2 separate regions of the Homo sapiens genome follow, and region 2 is linked to region 1. Evidence: chromatin contacts called from ENCODE Hi-C data. All regions are on one chromosome and are shown on one strand. Each heading gives the region's core, a stretch centred on a gene start or an enhancer-like site at or near the end of the contact. The rest is flanking DNA. Distances are from core to core; before and after follow the strand shown. Region 1 holds the start of LINC03092 (long intergenic non-protein coding RNA 3092). Region 2 has its middle 73 kb from the start of TXNL1.

Region 1 (5,854 bases), core at 2,252-4,751:
AGAGGCAAAAGGAATGTAGAGGCCTGGAGTTTTCTATTGTCAGGAATAGTTTTGCCCATTGTTTGTGTTCAAAGATGAATTCTTTTCCATAGGCTAGCTTGAATATTTTCTTGTTGGAAGTTTTATAATAAAAATGTAACAGTGATCCCTCTATCCTTATATAATTGGCATGAATGATCATCTGCCTTTGTAAAACAATCTGAAATCATTTCATCAATTGAACAAGCTGAGCATGGTGGGAGGGAAGTGGCATCCCATGAACTCACAGTTGCTGAGGATGACAATCACTCTCTCCTTGCTGCCTTCCTCAATTCTTTCTTTAAATACAGTGCATCCTCAAAGGGATAAATTTGGGGATCCCTTGGCATATTTATTCCACTGGGATGAAAGGGGCAGAATTTACCTATTGTCAGATTATTATTTGTTTTCAGCAAACTCTGCTGCTACCAGAAATCTGCATCACATGAGCTGAGAGAAGAGAAGATTCTTTCTGCAATATGTTTTCCTTATTAGCTGTCTGCCAGGGCTATTACAGAGAGAGAAAACGGAAAACTTCAATCTGCGACCATATGTCCAATGTGTGTCCTTCTCTTTGACTCCCAGGAAAGTTCCTCTTTTTAATTTCCAAACTGGATGACTTTGATTAATCTTATTCTCTTGACCATCAGTACTATAGCTTATTAATCCACAAAGTATTATAAAGTACCTGCTTTGGAAATAAGAGGCTAAATGGTAATAATGGGGGAGAGTTTAGTTCTGAAGTCATGGAAAACTAGATTTGGAACCTGACTAACTCAATAGCTATGCTCATGCAAACACACACACACACACATAAATGTGCACATACACATATATATGCGTGCGTGTGTGTGTGTGTACACACATCTTTGGGAAAGTCACTTAACCTCTCTGAATTTGGATTAAATGAAATGATGTATGTTAAACTCCTTTAACAGTGCTTGGCATATAGTAAAAGCTCAATAAATGAGAAATCTTCCTTACCGTCTTACAACTGTGTGGTAAGTGCTGTAACAATGATATGGACAAGTTGCTGAGGCGACACAGAGGAGGGGTCAATCAACCAGCTTCTTTCATTTTCTCACGGCCTTTTTGCCTTCCTTTCATTCCTTCTCCTGAGATAGGGCTTTTGTGCCTGTGCCACTGCAGATACTGGTCTGAAGTATCATCTTACTCCTCTCCTTTAACAAATCTGGTCTGATTTTAACAGCTCTCCAGCTTCACAATTAGCACCCCCAACTCGCCCAGCGGTGATGAGAATGAAACCACAGCTGTCGAAGGCTGTATTCACTCTGGGGCTATTCACAGTGTTAAAGAAGAGGCCCCTTTGTCTCTCCCTCCTGGCGTTAGGCATTAGCTATGTCGGCTCACCCTCTCCCACTGCCGGCTCCAGTGCCCGCGGCACTGGCTCACTGGGTACAGCCTGCATTAGCTCATGGTCTGTGGCAGAGCCACAGTTGCAGCTCATCTGATCGATTTGCTTCTGAGCACTAGAAAGCTCAACTAGCTCAGCAGCTCTTTATGACCTCTGGCACAGACAGCAAATTCCTTCCAGCTCAGCTCGTGGAGCTGGGCTCTGTACTGCCTTAAAACCAGCCCCGGCTCCTCAATTACCTTCTGCCCTTATTCATGCCCTGCCAATTCCTTTTTGCTGGAATCTGAATGAAGCCACTGCATATGCCAAGGCTGAGAATCGCTTGAGAGGACTTATGGGCCTTTTCCTTGAAGGAAAAGATGGCACTTGGAACTTGGCCGGTGGAAGCATCATTCAGATATGATTCATTACAGGTAAGAGAAAGAAGACAGGAATCTGCAGAAGAAATCTTCCCATAAGTCTGATATTTCTGGAAAAGGGGACAGAGTTGTCTGCTCTTTGTGACTTAGACTGGGCCAGTGCCGAAATCACAAGTCCACAGAGTATGCCTGAAGGAAGATGGTTCTCAATGCACCCACTGGGAAAATGCACTCATCCTCAAATGACTGAGGCCGTTGTTTCCTTGCCTTTTAAGATCTCATCCCAGGAGGGATTCTTCTCACTTTCTTTCAGTCCTGAACTCAGAGGATTGTGCTGCTTAGGGAAGCCACCTCATTAGGACAACTCATTTTCCCTTCTCTCTAGTAGAGGTTACTGCCACAAGCTGAACACAGTGAAAAATAAACTGTGAACTTGAAGAGGGAGGAGGGAAGGTGGAGGTGTTTATCTCAAGCTTAAGAGAAGTTCTGCAAAAGGCGTTTTTTAGTTTGCCCAGTTTCATTTCTTTAATCCCTGGTTTCTCTGTGGTTTTGCTGTATGCTTGCCCAGACACGTCACATGCACCAGCCTTATAACTAGAAAAGTCTCTGGCCTCACAAGAAGAGGGAGATCTCCCTGAAAATAATCTCCGAAGGGTTGGTCTGGAGCAGGAAATGAGAGTGAAAGGCACATCTGTAGGAGGGGTTCCGCTTGCTCACACTCGGAATGTGCTCGCCCTCTCCTCCTCTCTTTGATGACAGGAAGTGCACATACTCCAAGCTCCATTTCCTCAATGTCCCAGGTGAAATTATCCCCGGAGAGAGGGATAACCCTAACTATTAAAAAGATGTATGCTTGATTCAATGTTCCAAATAATATTCAGCACAAACGAATCTCTGGACACCTAAGCTGTAATAGACCATGAGATTTGGAAGAGGATGAGGAAGAGTACTATCCAAGGAACCGGCTATCATCACAAATTCTGCAGACTCAGACACCTCTCGACAGCATGTCTCCAACAACCCCGCCCCCCATTCAGAGCCACTCTTCCGGAAATCAACTCACAGTTCACCTCCTGTCTAAATTCTGGTGTAGAAATGGAAACCTCTTGTAAGATGTCATAGATATTTTGGCTGAATCATCAGCAGAAGTTCTTGTCCATCCCTTAGACTTAGGATGGCCTGGTTAGTATGGTTTGATGGGACAAAGCTTGAATACCATGACCAGAAGCATTTCTGTGTTCTCCTGTCTAAGGTGAGTAGGATCCCTAGTATGTTACCCCCTCAGTTTTACTCAAGTGATTTGAAATCCAAGTGGATGATGTGGGTGGCTTTATGGATGTAAAGCAGCTACAATTGAGAGACTCTCGAGAAAGGTGGGTGGTAGTTGTGGAAATTCAGTCCAACAGGTGATCTAGGGATAAGGGACTCAAAACTATGATATTGTCCCTGTCCTTGAGATATTAACTATTCAGTAGGTGGGGCAGACAAATAAACAAACAATTACAGTAGAGTGTGACGCACACATTGGTCCGAGCAAAGTAGATAAGCACTAAAATGAAGAGGAGGTTAATTCTTTCCTGAGATGACAGGGTCAGGGAAGACAGACCAGAGGAGGTGACTCTATGAAGCAGGAATAATTGTTACTCTCATTTGAAAGAGGTAAGTGCCAGAGCGGGTGGCTCACACCTGTAATCCCAGAACTTTGGGAGGCTGAGGCAGGAAGATCACTTGAGGCCAGGATTTCCAGACCAAACTGGGTAATATAGTGAGACCATATCACTACAAAAAATTTTATAAGTTTATCCAGGCATGGAAGCATGCACCTGTAGTCTTAGCTACTCAGGAGCTGAGGCAAGAGGATCTCTTGAGTCTGGGAAATCGAGTCTGCAGTGAGCTATAATCATGCAATTGCATTCCAGCCTGGGTGACAGAATGAGACCCTATCTCAAAAAAACAAAACAAACAACAACAGAAAAAAAACTGAGACAGAAACTGTGGCTCAGCAAGATTGAATAATTTCCCTAAGTAATGCAACTATTAATTGCATTGTGGCTTCCCCAGGTGTGGGACTGAGTGGTGGTAGGAGAGAAAATTAAGTCAGGTTTCTGAGGGGTGCAGGCTGGGGCTAGTCAAAAAAGGATCAAGTCAGCCTTTACATCCCGATGACAGCAGGAAGAAGCTTAAAATCCCAAAAAGGGCAGCTTGCATGCAAGCAGTGGGGATTGTTGCCTTTATGGCATGAATACATACAACAAATTTTGTTTAAAATTTCTTTACCAAGGTCTATAGGGGCTTTATTCTACTGTCAGTGGTAAATTTTTTAATATGATACAGTCAACATCCTGGAAATGTTAACTCGCATCATCATTATCATGATTGTAAGGGTATTGGATTATGTTCTAAGAAAGAAAACACTGATCATGCGAAGGGTCAGAGAGTAAAGGAAGGTACATACTACACTATGGACTCATGAGGAGAAAGCCATAAGTGGGAAAAGGTCCCAGTACCAGCTTAAACATTTTGCCTCTTTTAAGAGGTACAAATGGTCTAGAAGGGTAAGGAGTATCTTCCCAAAGTTCTTACTCCCATCTTAATGTCCACAAATGAGATATTTATCAAGCACCCAGGGCAGCCCTCAAGCAGCATGAACAAGAAAGTGACCTCTGGAGTCAGATGTCTCAGTTCAAATCCTGGCTCTGTCACTTAGCAACTGTGTAACTTGGGGAAACTTCCTAAGCAATCTGCACCTTCATTTTACAAAATGAAAATAAAAATAACAGTAGCTTACCTGATAAGGTAAGTATGAGTTAAAATGAATAACTTAATATGTTAAATTAAATATATGAGGCAACTATGCAGCCATTATTTTCATGGCTGAGTGAAAAAGCATGCAAGTGCTAAGAAATCATTATAATTAGGGTTATTCATATGTGTTAGACAACAAAACAAAACATAATCCCTACTCATAATCTAATAGGAGCAAAAGGCAGTTATGGAGATAAGTGCAATGGAGGCATAGATGAAGGTGAGATGGGAAATGCATTTGGGAAGAACTAATAGTCAAAGAGTTTTTAAGAAACTAGAAAAAATAGTACAGGAGGGGGGCATCCTAGTAAAAGCAAACTGCTCAAAAGCAAGGAGGCATGATACCACCTGGTGCATTTGGTGGCTGCTAGTAATTAAAGATGGCAGGGGAACAGAATGGGAGGGAGGTGAACTGGAAGCATAGATGGGAGCTACATCACATGGTGCCTTAAATGCCAAGTCAGAGTCCAGATCACATGCCGAACACACGAAGGACTCAAAACTGGACTTTGAGAAGGAAGTGACACGATAAGACCTATATTCTTACAAGATCACTGAAAGAATTGTGGAATATGAGTTGGAAGGGGCTGAGATTATCAAGCAGCGAGACCTGTTTAGGAGCCTGTATTAGGAATTCAGAGACGAAAGAATGAATGAATAAGATGAGGTGTTGAGGATGTAGCAAAATATGTATATATATATATATATATATATATGAGAAATGAAATAGAAGGATGGGGATTGGTAAGTGATTAGATGGGAAGTATAAAGGGAAAGGAGTAGATAGGAAAGATGCTCAAGTTTCAGGTTTGGGCACATGAATGTGTAGTGGTGCATTCCCAGACACGAAATAAGAGGATCTGGAATGGGGGCAGGGAGAGAAAGTGTTCAAAACTGAAGTTCTGTTTTCAGCTCAATTTGCTTTAGGATAAGTGAATATGTGGGTTGATTGTATATAATGTATGTAATGATTATGCAAATCTTTGCAAATAGCTCAGATCATCCATTCATAACATAAGGCACATCAAAACCAATTCTACTCCCTACTACTCCCCAATGGTAGTAAGAGCATTGCACTGGCAACGTGACCTAGTGAAGTTTGGAAAGTCTAAAACAGTGGACTGATCCATTGTATTTCTGGAATATAAAGGAAAGCAGCTGGAACTCTGGATGAAAGCTGTAATTGGATTCACAGGCCTTCACAGCAGAAAGCGCATCTCAACACCAAGCGCAGTGGTCTGGGAAATATGAGGCAGGGAGTAACTTGACTCAAAGGGGCAAGAAAGAAGTGGACATC
Region 2 (5,854 bases), core at 1,372-3,871, 570 kb before region 1:
GAGACGGGGTTTCACCATCTTGGCCAGGCTGATCTTGAACTCCTGACCTTGTAATCCACCTGCGTTGGCCTTCCAAAGTGCTGGGATTACAGGTGTGAGCCACCGTGCCCGGCCTATTCTTTATTTTTTTTATAGGTGGAGAAGTAAGGAGGCAGTTTGTATATCGCCTCTCAATTTCTCTCTCTCACACCCCCTTATAATATGGATGCTGAGTGACATCACTAACATCCATGTTGAAGACAAGTTGGATTTTAGTGACTGTTTTCCTTAGGTTTTGTGGGTACATAAATTGACTTACATATTTTCTATTTGATAATAGGTTCCAATTTGTATACACTCTCCAAAGTTCAGGTTTTTAGATAGTGTTGTACGATTCCCCCAAACAACATCTGCGATGTCTGAAAGAAAAATAAAATCACTAGCATTCTAGGTGGAATGGAAGAAAAAAAGCAAGAGACATTTCCGATTAACTCTAATTGAAGAGTTTTTGCAAATCATTGCTCACACCTTGGCTTGTTCACGGTGCAGTTTGTGTGGGTTTTAATTTACTTTCAAGTGCAGTTCAAGGTGTGGATATTGATCTATAAACCCCCGATGGTGGGTCCCTGGGTACTGAGCAACATCTTTGTGTACCAATGTGACAGCTGAGGTCAATTAGAGTGCTGGTTAGCCATCCTCAAATCTAAACACTCTGAAAAGGTGTCCTTGATAAAGTGCCCCAAGCTCAAGGGTCTCTTTTCCTGGTTGGCCTGGGTCAGAAAGAATTGCAAAGCAAGGCCACTTAGCCAAAATCTCCATTCTACCCACTCAGGTTCTCTTAGGTCATCCCCCATGCCATGCCCTGCCCCCAGGTTGGGGCTATGGCTTTATTTGATTCTGGGCATTGTGAACAGTTCTTGCTGGGACTGTCTTCCTGTGTCCATGGAACATGCAGTATTGAAATCAGCACTGCTCAAAGCGTGACCCACCAATCAGTGGCATCACTTGGGAGTTGGTTAAATATGCAAATTCTTGGGCCTCATCCCACACCTATTGAATCAGAAACTCTAAGGGTGGGACCAGCAATCTGTGCTTTAAGGAGCCCTCCAGGTGATGCTAATACACTCTAAAGTTTAGGAGCCCCTGGCATATGGGATGATTTCAGGGAGTACGAGGTCTCCCTCCACCTGTTACACACCAGAGCTTCTCCACAGTTTCAAGCTTTGGGTCTTGCAATATGCAAATGCCTAGGAGCACTTTAAGCTGGCATCAGCTATTTATATCTTAATATGAACAGTTTTGTATTTTGCTGGCTTTACTAGAAAAACTGACCTAAAATGCTGATTTTCTTGGGAGGATTCTCTCCAGCTTTTGGTGGAAAATGGTGCCACCAGGAGGAAGCAAGGTACAGAGGAAAAAGTTCCTTTGGGTTACAGTTTTCCTTAGAGCCAGCTTTATGTCTTGTCGTTGGAGCCAATTTGCAGACGAATGTCAGGAGGCTAAAAACTTCTGGGCAAATAGAAAAAATATTGAAGGATCCAACATATTAATCAAGGAGGAGTCTGCTTAGAGTTGAGAAAGTGTAGATTAGTCAGTGTATCCCCAAAATGTTAAGGAAGAAAAGAAGCTAATTTGGGAAATTGAGTGGGACACATCTAAAAGGGAATTTTGTTGCCCAGAAATAATTTACTAGGGGTTCTTTAAAGGCCGTTTTTTTTTTTTTTTTTTTTGAGATGGGGTCTCGCTCTGTCACCCAGGCTGGAGTGCAGTGGTATGATCTTGGCTCACTGCAAGCTCCGCCTCCTGGGTTCAAGTAATTCTCCTGCCTCAGCCTCCCGAGTAGCTGGGATTACAGGTGCATAGCCCAGCTAATGTTTGTGTTTTTAGTAGAAACGGGGTTACACCATGTTGTCCAGGCTGGTCTCGAACTGCTGACCTCAGGTGATCCACCAGCCTCAGCCTCTCAAAGTGCTGGGATTACAGGCATGAGCCAAGGCTCCTGGCCTCTCCAAAGGCTTTCTTTATCTCTACCATAGAAAGAAAAAAGAAAAAGGTTACAATCAGATTTTGCCCACTACCACTATAGCTTGCATCGTTTGTGGAGATAGAGGGGAATTTATATTTTCCTTGTGGTGGAGCTGAGCAATTGTCTTAGAAGCAGCTGGCTTTCCTGGTGGATTGAACATGGGAGCCAGAGACAGGGAGTCTGGCTTTCTTAATCCTTTCTCCACCATCAGTTCAGCCAAGCCCCGCACAAGTCTCTTAACTTCTCTGTGATTGTTTCTTCCCTGTAAAACAGGAATAAAAACGTTCACCTGCCCCTCAGGGGGGACTCTGGGGGACTGACTGGTAGATGACAGGACTGCCCTTTATATTTTCAATGTGCCACATAAAAGCTGTTTTGCTTGTTGGGGCAGTCTTTGTTTGGTTTCTCACAGAGCAACCTTTAATGGCGCTTGAGAAAATCAATTCCATTTGTAAACTCTATCAAGTAATCACATGGAACTTGAAGCTTTAACTTCTGAAACTGAAGTTGCACAATAGGAAATTGCCAAATGTGGATATTATAGGAATTTTAACATGCTGAATGTGGCCTTGCGTTGGATAATAATGGTATTGAGGAATGTGCAGCTGTTTGTACTGGAGTGAGTAGTCCCAGTCCTTGGAGAGCAGGGAATGGCAGGAACTGCCTCTAACTATTGTAATCTACAAGATTATCCCATTAATCATATTTGTCTCTGGGAGTACCTTAGTTCTAACTCTAAGTGTTGTTTTTCCCTTGATGCATCACATGCAAGAAAGCTTCTAATTGAAAACATTACAGGGACAAATTTCAAAATGTTTCCAAATACAAGACGAGTTTTAACTGCCAATAAAATAAAAGTAAACTGCACACATCAAAACCAGGTCTGATTAGATTTTTTTGGCTTTTCTGTTTCTTTGCATTTTTTTAAACCTACAAACTGTTATCATATATTATGATCTGGATCACCGCAGTTTTTTCCTTAGATATTTCTCAGGCCTGCATTCATCACCAGACAAAATGGCTAAGAGTTCCAGGACTGTGGGCTAGCCGGGGAGTGACCCACCTCTTCTCTCCTTTCCACCCAGAACGAAACAAGATCTAGGAGCTGCAGGGTAGTCTGAGGACAAAAATAAAGAGCACATTTAAAAAATGAGACTCAGATGCGTAAGTTTGAGATGATAGATTTTTATTAATGACATAATATCGGAAGACATTAGTCCAGTTGCAGCGTGTTTCAAGGCCCAGGCAGCTTCCTCTTCAGCAGCTGGTGTGACTTTTCATGCTGTTTCTGGAGCTTTCTCCTACTGAGAAGCTGTACAAATTTTAGGGTATGTGTGTTTCATCTCAACAGCTACTTAAGAATATGGTACTATATTGATCCCAGGATTTAAAAATATGCTCTGTGCTTTTGCATGTATCTCTGTAATGAATATATGAGCTGTATATGTTCTTACACACACGTACCATTCATGCAGTTGTTTTTAATATACATCAGAGCTAAAGACCAAATGCTGACAGCGCTGGAAATGAATAATACGTTTATTAACTTACACATAAACCTCAAACAAAGGAGATGACTTTTTGTTTATCTAACAAGCTCTGAATTGATTACAGACCCAAAGTGGCAGTTAATATGTAAAAACACATTTGTAATTGGTAAGAGTATTTGGTTTCTTGGGTCATGTATTTCAACTAAGTGGTCCAGTAAAACTGGTACTTTCAAATTTGAACTATATTAGATGAAAGTATAGAGGGAAATATAATATACTGTTTTTGGAACTGAACTATAAAACCAGAAGTAGGAGTAGTTGTTTCATGAGTTGATAATTCTTAAGTCTCTCTGTTTCTTGAGTCAGGGTCTTGCTCTGTCACCCTTGATGGAGTGCTGTGGCATGATCATAGTTCACTGCAGCCTCAAACTCCTGTGCTCAAGGGATCCTCCCGCCTCAGCCTCCCAAGTAGCTGAGACTACAGGTGCGTGCCACCATGCCCAGCTAAGTTTTGTAATTTTTTTGTAGAGACAAGGTCTCACTGTTTTCCTCAGACTGGTCTCCAACTCCTGGCCTCAAGTGATCCTCCTGCCTCGGCCTTTCAAAGTGTTGGGATTATAGGCGTGAGCCACTGTGCCCAGCCTAAAGTTTCTTCCTTTAAAATGGATCACTACAGTGGGCCAAAGCCAGAGAGAACTGTGTGCAAGTCCAGATTGTCTCTTACTGGTGGTGTGATCTGTGGCAGTTCACTTCAAGGCCTCAATGCTGCTGGCTTTTCATTTTGGTAGATGGCAAGAGCCACCCATGCCTTATAGAGTGTAAAGTGCTGTGTGAAGTGTTTCAAGGACTCCACCCCAAGTCCTGAAACAAGGAGCAGAGGCAGCCAAGGTCCTGGTACTATGCATGAGGTGTGAGGCACATTTGTCCCCTCCACCTCCTTGTGCTGTGGTCTAAAATAGAACGGCAACATCTGCAGCCCCGTGTCAGGGGTGTGGGACAGTCTGGTGAGGGCCACCAGGGGGCTGACTGGCTGCAAGGGGCACAGGCAGCCACATGGCGGCCAGCAGGGGAACTGGGCCTGATCTGTGGGTGTTCCCAACGGGGTCAAATTGCCTGGTGTCAAGTTACCCTGCTTCTCTAATCCACGGGTAGCGGGTAGCGGATAGTCAAGGGTTAGAAATAAGCACTGTGTGCAGTCTCTGGTTTTAGCCTGTAAGATTCCACTGCTTAGCTTTTAGGAGGGGAAGGAAAAGCAATTGAACAGTGAAGGGATAGGGGAATGTCCGCAGGCCCCCTTCCCATGGCAAAATTTCCTCTTGGTGGTACTGTCCCCTGCCAACTCTTTTCTGCCCAAATATCATGCAAGGGGGAGGGGCTATGCAAGAGATGAACAGAAACTCCGTTTATTGTTTTCAATCTCAGCTTAGCAACCATCTCCTTCTGAGAGACTTCCCTGAGTCCTTTAGTCTCCGCCACCCTTAGGACTTACTGTAATTGTCTGCTCACTCGTCTCTACCCCAGACTAGATTGTAAGCTCCAGGAGGGCAAGGATTGTTCCTTTCTTGCTGAATCCTAGGACCCTGTACTCAACACGGACAAATGATCCCAGACATTGGAGTCCAAGGTGGCTGGAATGCGGTATAAACACGTAGGGAAAGGCCTTCCCAGCTTTGTCCTCCCGGTCCCTCGAGTTGAGGCAGTTTCACTAGATTTTCCCTCTGAGCCCAGGTCTGGGGGGTCTCAGGAGCTGGGGCTCCCAGGCTGGTCCTGTTGGTCCCTGTGTCCCCGGGTGCACCACAAAGCCTTTTCTCCCTGGGATTCTGCCCGGGGCATTATGTGGAGTGGGTCCGTACTCTTACCCATCTCACAAAACCTTGCAGTCTAGGGGGAATCTATGAAACCTCTCTCCCTCCAAGCTTCTCTTCCCTGGGAGGAGCCAGCGGGATTGAGAGCCTTGGAAATAATCTACTGTTTTCTGAGAAGGTTGTTGGGTGGCTACAGCAGCAGCATGAGAAGAGGGTATAGCAGTAGAAAGCAGCAAGTGTGAGGCTGCAAGCATTTACAGGAAAGGCAATTGGTCCTGGTGATCGGGAATTGAGAGTTTTGTGTTAGTTCCTCCCAGAGCACAGAGCCTTAATGACGAAGACATCCCCAGCAGCCGGCTGAGTGACTGCAGGGGGAGGACGAGCCATGCATGCTGGGAGGAATGGTGTGAGATGAGCCACTCCTTTATGCTGAGAGAAATCGGGACTCACAATTCAACCCATAAATACTGTAGATAATTTTATGTAGAAAATCCTGTAATTCATTGTCTATGATCAATTTCACTGCTAAGTACAATTTAGCTAGGGACATATCC

What was found. Hi-C counts contacts between places; a loop is a spot of excess contacts on that map. Pooled maps may share reads with other maps.
Region 2: a loop to region 1 is called in a map of heart right ventricle, with 4 times the contacts of the local background. The contact joins the enhancer-like site here to the promoter of LINC03092 in region 1. A Hi-C loop is called at or near these places in 11 of 168 maps with a recorded cell type or tissue (adrenal gland, cardiac septum, endothelial cell of umbilical vein and 4 more), 1 of 37 single-sample maps with no recorded cell type and 13 of 50 pooled maps.

Annotation. Positions count from the first base shown.
Region 1 is chr18:55,993,858-55,999,711 of GRCh38, reverse strand. It overlaps LINC03092 (long intergenic non-protein coding RNA 3092), which reads right to left and starts at 3,501. Exons shown (of 2, transcript XR_001753454.2): 1 at 1,003-3,501.
Region 2 is chr18:56,562,483-56,568,336 of GRCh38, reverse strand. No RefSeq gene overlaps it. Among named protein-coding and RNA genes, the nearest start is that of TXNL1, 73 kb to the left of the region's middle. RefSeq lists an enhancer at 4,504-5,005. Within about 2 kb of position 2,621, at least 2 of the 41 ENCODE cell types and tissues checked have a DNase peak (open chromatin) inside an H3K27ac peak, as active enhancers do.